Regions from separate parts of the Homo sapiens genome. Here region 2 is linked to region 1. A link is an interaction called in ENCODE POLR2A ChIA-PET data of the cell type or tissue named here. Cell type or tissue: A673. All regions are shown on one strand. Each heading gives the region's core, and the rest is flanking DNA. Links, peaks and the distances in the headings are about the cores only.

Evidence for each region. Peaks named below come from ENCODE experiments on the same cell type or tissue, not always from the same donor. Only the 100,000 strongest peaks of a DNase experiment are listed, where the experiment ranks them.
Region 2: POLR2A ChIA-PET joins it to region 1 with 7 read pairs; 2 of 35 experiments call an interaction of 5 or more read pairs at or near these places.

What each region holds. Positions count from the first base shown.
Region 1 is chr2:55,608,139-55,613,523 of GRCh38, forward strand. All of the region lies in intron 2 of PPP4R3B (protein phosphatase 4 regulatory subunit 3B), which reads right to left. Among named protein-coding and RNA genes, the nearest start is that of PPP4R3B, 6.8 kb to the right of the region's middle. In A673, for the core only: no CTCF peak of the experiment used is centred there; no DNase peak of the experiment used is centred there.
Region 2 is chr2:55,487,584-55,492,968 of GRCh38, forward strand. No RefSeq gene overlaps it. Among named protein-coding and RNA genes, the nearest start is that of CFAP36, 29 kb to the right of the region's middle. In A673, for the core only: no CTCF peak of the experiment used is centred there; a DNase peak (open chromatin) is centred at 3,198; H3K27ac peaks cover 1,177 bases.

The DNA of each region.
Region 1 (5,385 bases), core at 144-5,143:
GGATTACAGGCGTGTGCCACCACACCGGATTAATTTTTGTATTTTTAGTAGAGACAGGGTTTCACCATGTTGGCCAGGCTGGTCTTGAACCCCCGACCTCAGGTGATCTGCCAGCCTTGGGCTCCCAAAGTGCTGGGATTACAGGTGGGAGCCACTGCACCCAGCCCCTCATTCTTAACTTTAAATTCTTTTCTCTGATCTTGTCAAAATACCAGAAACTAAATGGGGTTTATATTTAGAGTTCTTTTCCAATGCTGAGGACTGACCCTGGGAAACAGTCAACGGTTACTGATCTTTCTTCTTCCTGATTACCAATAACTGATCCATCACATGCCCTGTCAATTCTACCTTCAATAAAGATCACAAAATCCATCCATCTCTGTCCATCTCTATCACCTCAATCCAATCCAACATTATCTTTTGCTTGGACTATGCAGCAATCTCCCAATGAGTTTCCCACTTATTGCTTCTCTTCAATTCCACAGATTGATACTATTAAGTATTTTGGATCATGTCATCACTTTGCATAAACTCTTCAAAAGCTTACTTTAAAAATCCCAACTTGGCTGGATATGGAGGCTCATGCCTGTAATCCCAGCACTTTTGGAGCCCAAAGAGGGAGAATTGTTAAGCGCAGGAGTTTGAAACCAGCCTGGGCATCATAGTGAGACCTCATCTCTACTAAACATTAAAAAAATTAGCCAGGTATGGTGGTATGCGCCTGCAGTCCCAGCTACTCAGAAGGCTGAGGTGGGAGGATCGCACCTAGGAGGTCAAGGCTGCGTGAGACTTAATCATGCCACCGTGCTTTTGGCTGGGAGACAGTCTCATCTCAAAACCACCGCCCTGCCTCCAAAAAAATTCCAAACGAAAAGATAGTGACCAGCCAGAAGCAGCACTCGATGAGGTATTTCTGGATGAATGAATATATGTGGTCAGATCAACAAGACTCAGTCTTGAGCTCTGTTCTTTTCTCAATTTATAGCTATTACCTCAAAGGAGGTTACCTTGTAGCTAAAAATTCATAATTCATCTGATTTTTTTTTTTAAAAGGCTGGAGTGCAGTTGGCTATTCACAGGTGTGATCATCACGAACTATAGCCTCAAACTCCTGGTCTCAAGTGATCCTCCTGCCTCAGCCCCGAAAAGCTGGGACTACTACTGGCATGCTAGGCCTTTTATGATTCTTAAATTAGAATCTCCTGCCGGAAAGTCTCACCCTATCTCTATTCCCAGATGTTCATTTTAAGACCTTTTCATGGGCTGGGTGTGACGACTCATGTCTGTATTCCCAGCACTTTGGAAGGCCAAGATAGGTGGGCTGCTTGAGCTCAGGAGTTCAAGACCAGCCTGAGCAACATGGCATAATCCCATATCTACAAAAAATTAGCCAGGCATGGTGTGCACACCTACAGTCCCAGCTACTCAGGAGGCTGAGGTGGGAGCCTGAGCGCAGGAAGTTAAAGCTGCAGTAAGCCATGATCACGCCACTGCACTCCAGCCTCGGCAACAAAGCAAGACTGTGTCTCAAAAAAAAAAAAAACAAAAAAAACAAAAAAACTCTTTCCATTTATTTTACTGTATGTAACTTCAAAGCCCGGATGGAAAAGAAAAAAAAAGCAAAGCACAAAACAGTATACAGTATGCTACCAGTTATACCAATAAAAGGGAAAAAATACATACAATTGTATGCATATTTGCTTACATATGCATACCTCCAGCAAGATATATAAGAAACTGGTGATGTCAGTGGCCTCTAGCAAGGGAAACTGTACGGACAGAATCTGGCGTGGGAAAGAGACTTCAATAAATACCTTTTGAATTTTTAACTGGGCTAATATATTACACACTAAAAAAAATTTTTTTTAATAAGCCTCAAACCAAAAGATTAATGTAAACCTGCTTAACTTCCCACTTTCTGGAAAGAACCATCACCTTCCTGGCCAGACTCAAAAACACTATCAGTGACCTTTGATTCCTTCTCTTTAATATTTAATCATTTACTAAATTTTCCAGCACTTTCTGGAAAATATACTGGAGCTCTGTTCCTTCAAGTCCATTTACCGTGGTGGAATAGACTTTCATTTTTTGTATCTGAATTATTGCAAAAGGTCTTGCTACTCAAAGATCTTCTGCTCCACCCTATCCCTCCTCCCCAATTTATTATTCATGACATTGCCACACTCATTTCTTTAAACACAGTATCACTTTAGGCCCCTACTCAAGAACCTGTAATGTCCCCTTCTGAACCTGTGTATTATCATATTTGGGATTGGTGGTAGGAGGGGGAGAAACCACTGCTACAAATAGGCTTAATACCTTTTGTAGCAAGTGTATTTCCTTTCCTATCACAGTTCCTTCCACTACCACCACCAAGAATGAAGTTTTTCTTAATGATTCCAGCTTATATTAACCTCTTCCTTAATTTTCTACTGCTCTAAGTCTGTGGAAAATGCAAGTTTACTTTTTATATTTTGTGTTGGCACATACCTGCTGTATAATCTCAGTCAAGAATCTTACCCTTTCTGTACCTTTGTTGCCTCATGTGTGAAATGCTTTCACGGGCTTTCAGTGAAGACTGTGGTAAAACACTGTTATAAGCTATCTTATTATCATTCTTTATCTGTTTCATCTGTTACATCCTGCCTCCAAATAAAACTGCAATGAGGATTTTCTTAAACCCAATTAACACACAATTGTGTTAAATAGGTACACATTCTTATGACTCTGGTTTTTTTTTTTTTTTTGAGAGAGTCTTCCTCTATCGCCCAGGCTGGAGTGCGGTAGCACAGTAACAGCTCACTGAAGCACTGACCTCCTGGGCTCAAGCAATTCTCCCACCTCAGATTCCCAAGCAGCTGGGACTACAGGTGTGTGTCACCATGCCCAGCTAATTTATATTTTTTGCAGTGAGAGTCTCAGTATGTTGCCCAGGCTGGTCTTGAACTCCTGGACTAAAGTGATCCTCCTGCCTCAGCCTCCCAAAGTGTTGAGATTACAAGTGTGAGCCACTGTGCCTAGTATGACTCTTGTTTTTTATTAAGATATGTTGCCCAGGCTGGGGTGCAATGGCTACGCACAGGCACAATCATAGCACCCTACAGCCTCAAACTCCTGGCCTTAAGTGATCCTCCAGCCTCAGCCTCCCAAGGAGCTGGGACCACAAGCACACGCCACCACACCTGGCTTTGACTCTGCTTTTGATTTAGTCAGTATCAGTGGGACTGATTTGAAGTAACTTAAAATTTCTGTCACACCTATCAGGTATGTTATTTCATGTTGTATCATATAATGATTCTCTTCTCTTTCCAACATGTTTAAATGCTTAAGTTTATTGGGTAAGTACATCTTCTTCCATTAACGACTTCAGTACTATGCACAGTAAGGAAGAAAGTGATGTGAATCAATAATGACTTTTCAATATCCAGTCATATGACATTCAGCTTGACTCATTCTAACTCCTTTTAGGCTCACAATTTGGTACTTCATTTATGAAAGAAAAGATGTATCTTGAGCACACAATTTAGTAGTTGGCTCATTTTAAAACTATAATGTTAAAAGAAGAATGTTAAACATTCCCCTCTGAATTTACTCAATTTTTTTTTTTGAGACAGAAAAATCGCTTTGTCTCTCCACCTGGAGTGCAGTGGTACAATCATGGCTTACTACAGTCTCGACCTCCGAAGCTCAAATGATCCTCCCGTCTCACCTCCAGAAGTAGCTGGCACTATAGCTGCGCACCACCACACCTGGATAATTTTTGAATTTTTTTTGGTAGAGACAGGGATCTTGCTATGTTGTGCAGGCTGTTCCCGAAATCCTCAGCTCAAGGGATCCTCCTGCCTTGGCCTTCCAAAGTGCTGAGATTGCAGGTGTGAGCCACCATGCCTGCCATAGTCAACATATTTTAATACAGCAAAATGGCCTATAAACATCTCATTCACTTACTCATTAAGTTTTTAATAAAAAACCCGCTAATGGAAACAAAAAATTTAACCCATTACTGCAGTCCCAGCTACTGGAGAAGCTGAGATGGGAGGATCACTTGAGCCTAGGAGTTCAAGCTCAGCCTGGGCATCATAGCAAGATCCCATCTCTGAAAACAATTTTTTAAATTTTAACTCCACTACTGAACAACAGACTTCATGTGATATTTGGAAATTAATAACTTTCTAGACTAATTTATTGAATAACCTAAATGATGCCTTTTACAAAGGATAATTCTAACAAACATAGAAAAATGTTACTGTATTTGGAAATCTCAATTTGTGTAACTTCAAATAACTACAAATTAAGCTGAATACAGCCACTGCTCACACCTGTAATCCCAGCACCATGGAGGTGCTGAAGCAAAAGGATCACTTGAGGCCAGGAATTCAAATCAGCCTGGGCCACACAGTGAGACCGTCTCTACAAACACAACAACAACAAAGTTTTGTAATAAATTTTTTAAAGGTGCAAATTTAGCCTGGACAACATAACGAGACCCCATCTTTACAAATTTTTTAAAAAATTAGTAAGGTTGGCCGGGCTTGGTGGCTCACACCTGTAATCCCAGCACTTTGGGGGGCCGAGGCGGGCGGATCACGAGGTCAGGAGATCGAGACCATTCTGGCTAACACGGTGAAACCCCATCTCTACTAAAAAATACAAAAAAATTAACTGGGCGTGGTGGCGGGCGCCTGTAGTCCCAACTACTTGGGAGGCTGAGGCAGGAGAATGGTGTGAACCCGGGAGGCGAAGCTTGCAGTGAGCAGAAATCGCACCACCACACTGCAGCATGGACGACAGAGCGAGACTCCATCTCAAAAAAAAAAAAAAAATTAGTCAAGCATGGTGGCTCACATCCATAATCCCATCTACTCAGAAGGCTGAAATTGGAGGATCGCTTGAGCCCAGGAGGTTGAGGCTGCAGTGAGCTGTGATCAAACCACTGTACTCCAGCCTAAGGGACAGAAGAAGACCCTCTCAAAAAAATTATTTTCAAAAGTGCAAATTGAAGATTTGGGTGAAAATATGAAAAACCATGTCTATTACAAAGAAACTAAGTTTAACATAACCCCTAAATGGCCCTATGATTTCAATTAGAAAAGTGTACTCAATTTAAACAAAAATAAACAGGTAACATCATTCACACAAGTTTTTCACTCTTCTTCAGTGTTTCCATATTCTTCTCATTACCAGAGTTCTCTTATACACCTGAATGTTATGTTGCCAAAAAAAAAAAGCCCAACGAAAAAATAAACTATTACAAAACCCCAAATAGTATATTATTTAAATGTGATTACAGAAAACATTTCCAAATGGTGTAATTTTTTTAAATAATGCATTTTTTCCAATACTTTATACTAAGTGTATACAAAAATGCTAATTATCTAGAACTAA
Region 2 (5,385 bases), core at 163-5,162, 120 kb before region 1:
TGGAGCAATTTGGGGGAAAGTAAAAGTTATTATTCTTTGCAATTTTAAATAAAGACATTTTCAGACTGGTAGAAGCTATCTTATATTCAAGGCTCTTTTAAAGAATCTACATATAACTTTCATTTTAAGAGACCAGTATTTTAGGCATTAAAACAAAAGAGCTATAAAGAATTCTACTTGAAGTCAATTCAAGGACTTAATTCAATCCAAGAGAAATACAGAGCTTAGCTGAGTATATATTCCAATCTAGTTCCTGCCACAGTTAGGAGGTATCTTCAGGAGCTATCATCAATTATAGGATGACATGCAAAATTCTTGTAGAAAGCATGTGCTCACTCTCTCCCAGAAAAAAAAATGACTTACCTATTTTGTAAAATCCAAAGAAGGCAAAGACAGAGGAAGAATGCAACAAGGAGCAACAAAGTATTTTGCCAAGCATTAGAATATAAAGAAGACAAATGAAGATATTATATATTTAACTCTTCATTTGGCAATTTATTTTCTGGAGGAATAAGAAATATAGTAATTTACCTAATTAATAAAAAGAGAAAATAAAATATTTACATAGCATCTTATTACATTCTAATCACTTGCTCATGTATAATATCTTGAAATGGTAACTGGCGACTATATTTTAGGCACAGCTACCATGGGTGCTGGCACAAAGTAAGCAAGGTCTCATTGTCCTCTGAAGGCTTTTCGAATATCACTTCCCCTGGGAAGCTCTTTGATTATTCCCAGCTCCACTATGAGGGTAGTATCTGCTGTCTGTCCTGTATGTTCCTAACATACTCAACCAATTAATTTTTAAGTAATTAATTTCTATGATAGCACTTATCACATTGTCACCTCTATAGGGACACTATTTTATGCAACTTTTTATCTTCATAAAAAGTAAAGCTGGCCATGGTGGTGTGCACCTGTAGTCCCAGCTATCCCAGAGACTGAGGCAGGGGATTACTTGAGCCCAGGGGTTTGAGTCCAGCCTGGGCAACATAGCAAGACCCTGTCTCTTAACAAACAAACAAAAAGTAAGTGACAGTGTTATCGGCTGAATTATGTTCCCCTGCCCCACCTATATTTGAAATCATAACCCCCAGTACCTCAGAATATGACTGTATTTGGAGATGGAAGAGTCTTGAAAGAGGTGATTCAGTTAAAATGAGATGGTTAGGGTACATCAGTTAGGATACAACTGATGTCCTTATAAAGAAGAGGAAATATGGACACAAAGAGAGTAGCCAGTAGATACGAATACAGAGGAAAGACCATGTGAGGTCACAGTGAGAAGGTGGCCAACTGCAAGCCAAGAAGACTGAGAAGAAACAAACCCTGCTGACACCTTGATCTTCGACTTCTAGGCTCCAGAACTGTGAGAAAATAAATTTCTGTTGTTTAAGGCATCTAGTCTGTGGTGTTTTGTTATGGCAACCCCAGTAAACCAATACAGACAGTCACAGGTAAATGACAAATAGAAAGTGTTTTAAAAATGAGAGCTATTATGTGTAATTGGCAGTTACTCTGTGTATACATCTTGTATATAGATTATTTATGCACATCATTAGCAAGCTTTAGGAATTTATGTCTCTGCATTCATGCTTCCCTTATGATTGTCTTTAAGTTCCATGACCGTCTCTATGTCTGTTAGGGAGTTGAGTGAATTATTGTTTTTCAAGCTTTGCATTCAAGACATTTTGAGAGAATTCTTAACCATTACAAAGACTTCTATCATACATAAAATTGATTCCCTGAGGTAAATCATTGTGTCCTACAATTCAGTTGTATGAATGTTTCATTCAGGTAAGGGGCACAGAAAATTATCAGGATTCAAATTAATTCAGAAGGAAAATAGCTCTGGATTTTTCATAAATTTGTATTAACTTTTTTCAGAATTCATTTAGATTTTTCATAAGATAATGTGAGAAAATAATGTAAGAGTTTTGATAATTTTTTACATAAAATGGGGAAAATTAAATTAAAAATGAAAACGTTTAAGTTATTGCTGTTAGGTAAAATAATAAATAAATAAATAATTTCAGGTCTTACCTGTATGATTCATGGAGTCATAGCCAAAAATGTAACGGATTGCATCATTCTTTGCTCTCAATACTGCAAGGGCTTCCCCTGTTCACCTTGTCTCGAGGGCTCTGAATGATCTGGCTCCAGGCTACCTGCTCTGACTTTATTTTCTACCTTTTCCCCCTTTTCTCTCTGGGCGTTAGCCACAAGGTCTCCTTCAGGATCCTGAAATACACTAATTCCATCTGGCTTTTTCTGAGTCACATGACTTCTCCTTTCTCTTTATTCCAAGCTCTATTTAATGCACCTGATCAGGTCTTCCCTAATCATCCAGATAAACAGCATCTCTGTCATTCTCTTTCTCCTTACCTATTGTTTTCTTCTTTTTTCAGAGCATCTCTTAATACCTGGGCATTATATCTTTGTTTATCTGTTTATTGTCTCTCTCTTCCTACTCCATTTTCAGCTCCCCAAGGACAAGAGCTTTGTTAATAAATACTATTGGATGAATATCTGTAGCATCACACACTGAAGTCTGACATAACAGCTTTTCATAGTCCTTAATGATATAATAAATATTGGAATGCAGCAAATAATGATGAAGAGATGTATCCAATTATACACTGATTACATTATGTTGTCCCAGAAATCTCTATATTTGTCATTGTGCTCTGTGTGTTTGACCCCTTTGAAGGTGTCTTCTGCTCAGAACTTTCACCCAGTGTCTCACAACTGCCCCTGGTCCTCAGAAATAAATCTTTGGTAAAAGCAACACTGTTTAATAGAAATAAAATACGTGCCACATATGTACTTTAAAATTATCTAGTAATAGTAACACTAATAGTAATTAAAATGAAATGTAGTTCTACAAAAATAATAAAATTGTGTGTAATGGAAAAAAATTAACATTGCTTCAGTTTTAAAATTTAAATCAATAAAAATTAAATAAAATAAAAAATTCAGTTCCTCAGTGACATTTCAAGTGCTCCATAGCCATATGTGGCTGGGGGCTTCTGTGTGGAGTAGTATGGGATATAAAGCACCTGATGCTGCCTCCAAGGCATACCTGATTGGAGCAGCAGCAGCCTGATCCAATCAGATTCCTCTCCCCAGGATTTTGAATTTTGAACTGAGATACAGAGAGACCAGAGAAGTTTGGCGCTGAGTCATGCTTGTGGCAGAATTCCAAGGGAAGGTTCATGAGCAGCTGTTGCCAGGGTCCCCAGAGCTTCCTTAGCTTCCGCTCTTCATGGTTGGTTGTTCAGTTCTTTGGATTCTGTGAGAGAGCCTAATATATTTCCAATAAATTATTTTCTCCCTTGAGCCACCTCAAGCTGGTTTCTGTTACTTGCAATGATACTAATTTAAATAAATAAATAAATCTTAGCAACAACGTTTTCTTAAAAGGAGATACATAAAATAACGTAATTAGGCAGATGTGTATGCAAAACTGCTTTGACTACTTTAGAAAATCTTAATTGTCCACAGTGTTATCGACTGTCAACAAAATGGAACACAGTGTAGATAATTCAAGAGTAAACTGATACAAAAAGAGCATTTATTTGGTCTTGAAACGCATTTGTGTGAATTGGGGTTGGGGATGGGGGCAGAGCAAAAACAAGATACAGCTTTCTAATTGTTTTACAGAGAATTTAATCAGCACGAATTCTCCAAGAATGACACTGATCACACAGCAGGTGCTTGATAAATGCATGTTGATTAATTGATTTAGAATACACCAGCTGTCGGTGAAAGAATGTGATCCACAATCAAACCATTTGACAGAAGAAAGCCAGGATGGCTTTTAAAATTAGTAACAACATAGAAATCTACATGCAAATAATTCAGAGATGGTGGTGCTGTCTTTGGTTCCCTTCCTAGATGAGAACAAGATAAATCATACTCTGCTTTGGGAAGAAGGTATTCAGTGTTTAAGGCTGTAAACAGAGGAACACATTCTCCAGTCATTTGTTTCTAGCAGTATGTATGTATCCGGGAGGCCTTCTGATTGCAGATACCAAGTTGTGGGAAGGAGAAAGGCAGTGGGAAGCATATGTGATCATAAGTGATCTCCCCTGATCCTGGTGAGCTTTGAATTTTCCTCCTCTTAAATTTCATAAGGTTGAAAAAGAGAAGTAAAAAAGACTTTTGGAAAGCCAGGCTTAAATGGGTGGAGGGGAATCTAATCAAGCCTCTAGAACTTCTACTGGTTTATAGAAAGTATCAGATAAAGAATGCACACAGGGACGCAATCAGCCAAATCTAGGAAGGGGAAAATTCTACAGGACAAATGACCTGGTTTTTTCAATAGATAATAAATTCTAGAATTATTTTGTAAATAACATGATTGCATTGGACGACAGTGCCCCCTGGTAGAATACTGTTTTAGGCTGGGATCCCTAGATACAAATTCTGGGTGGGGAGTTGAAAGCAGAAGTTTACTGCAGCAATACCACTGTGAGGAAGTAAGGAAGGTGGGACTGGACACTGAAGAAAGTGACCACAAGGGCAGGTGCGGTGGCTTACACCTGTAATCCTAGCACTTTGGGAGGCTGAGGTGGTAGGATCACCTGAGGTCAGGAGTTAGAGACCATCCTGGCCAACATGGTGAAACCACATCTCTACTAAAAATACAAAATTAGCTGGGCATGGTGGCTCATGCATGTAATCCCAGCTACTTGGGAGGCTGAGGCAGGAGAATCACTTGAACCCAGGAGGCAGAGGTTACAGTGAGCCGAGATTGAGCCATTGCACTCCAGCCTGGGTGACAAAAGCGAAACTCCATCTCAAAAAAAAAAAAAAGGAAAGTGACCCCAGTGAGGTTTCAGCTATGGCCTCAGTTATCCTGTGGAGAATTATGGAGTGGGGATGGCCCTTCAGGATTGTCTCAAAGTGAGGCAAGGGGTCCAGGCTATGTATTCCTACCCTCAGCCAGTCATTTGACATAGGCCACCCCTGGTAAGGGTATAACTTTAGGAGAGGCAGTTCATTGCAGCCAAGAGGTGTACCCCACAGAAAACAATAATATCCACTACAATAATATAAAACAATTAAATCCTGCAAGTAGGTCGGGTGTGGTGGCTCATGCCTGTGTAGTCCTAGCACTTTGGGAGGCCGTGGCGGGCTGATCGCTTGAGCACAGGAGTTCGAGACCAGACTGGGTAGGCAACATGTCAAAACCCTGTCTGTATTAAAAATAGAAAAAAATGAGCTGGCCGTGGTGGTACATAGCTGTGATCCCAGCTACTCAGGAGGCCGAGGTGGGAGGATTTCTTGAGCCTGGGAGGCTGAGGCTACAGTGAGCTATGATCATACCACTGCACTCCAGCCTGGGTGACAGAGGAAGACCCTGTCTCAAAAAGAAAA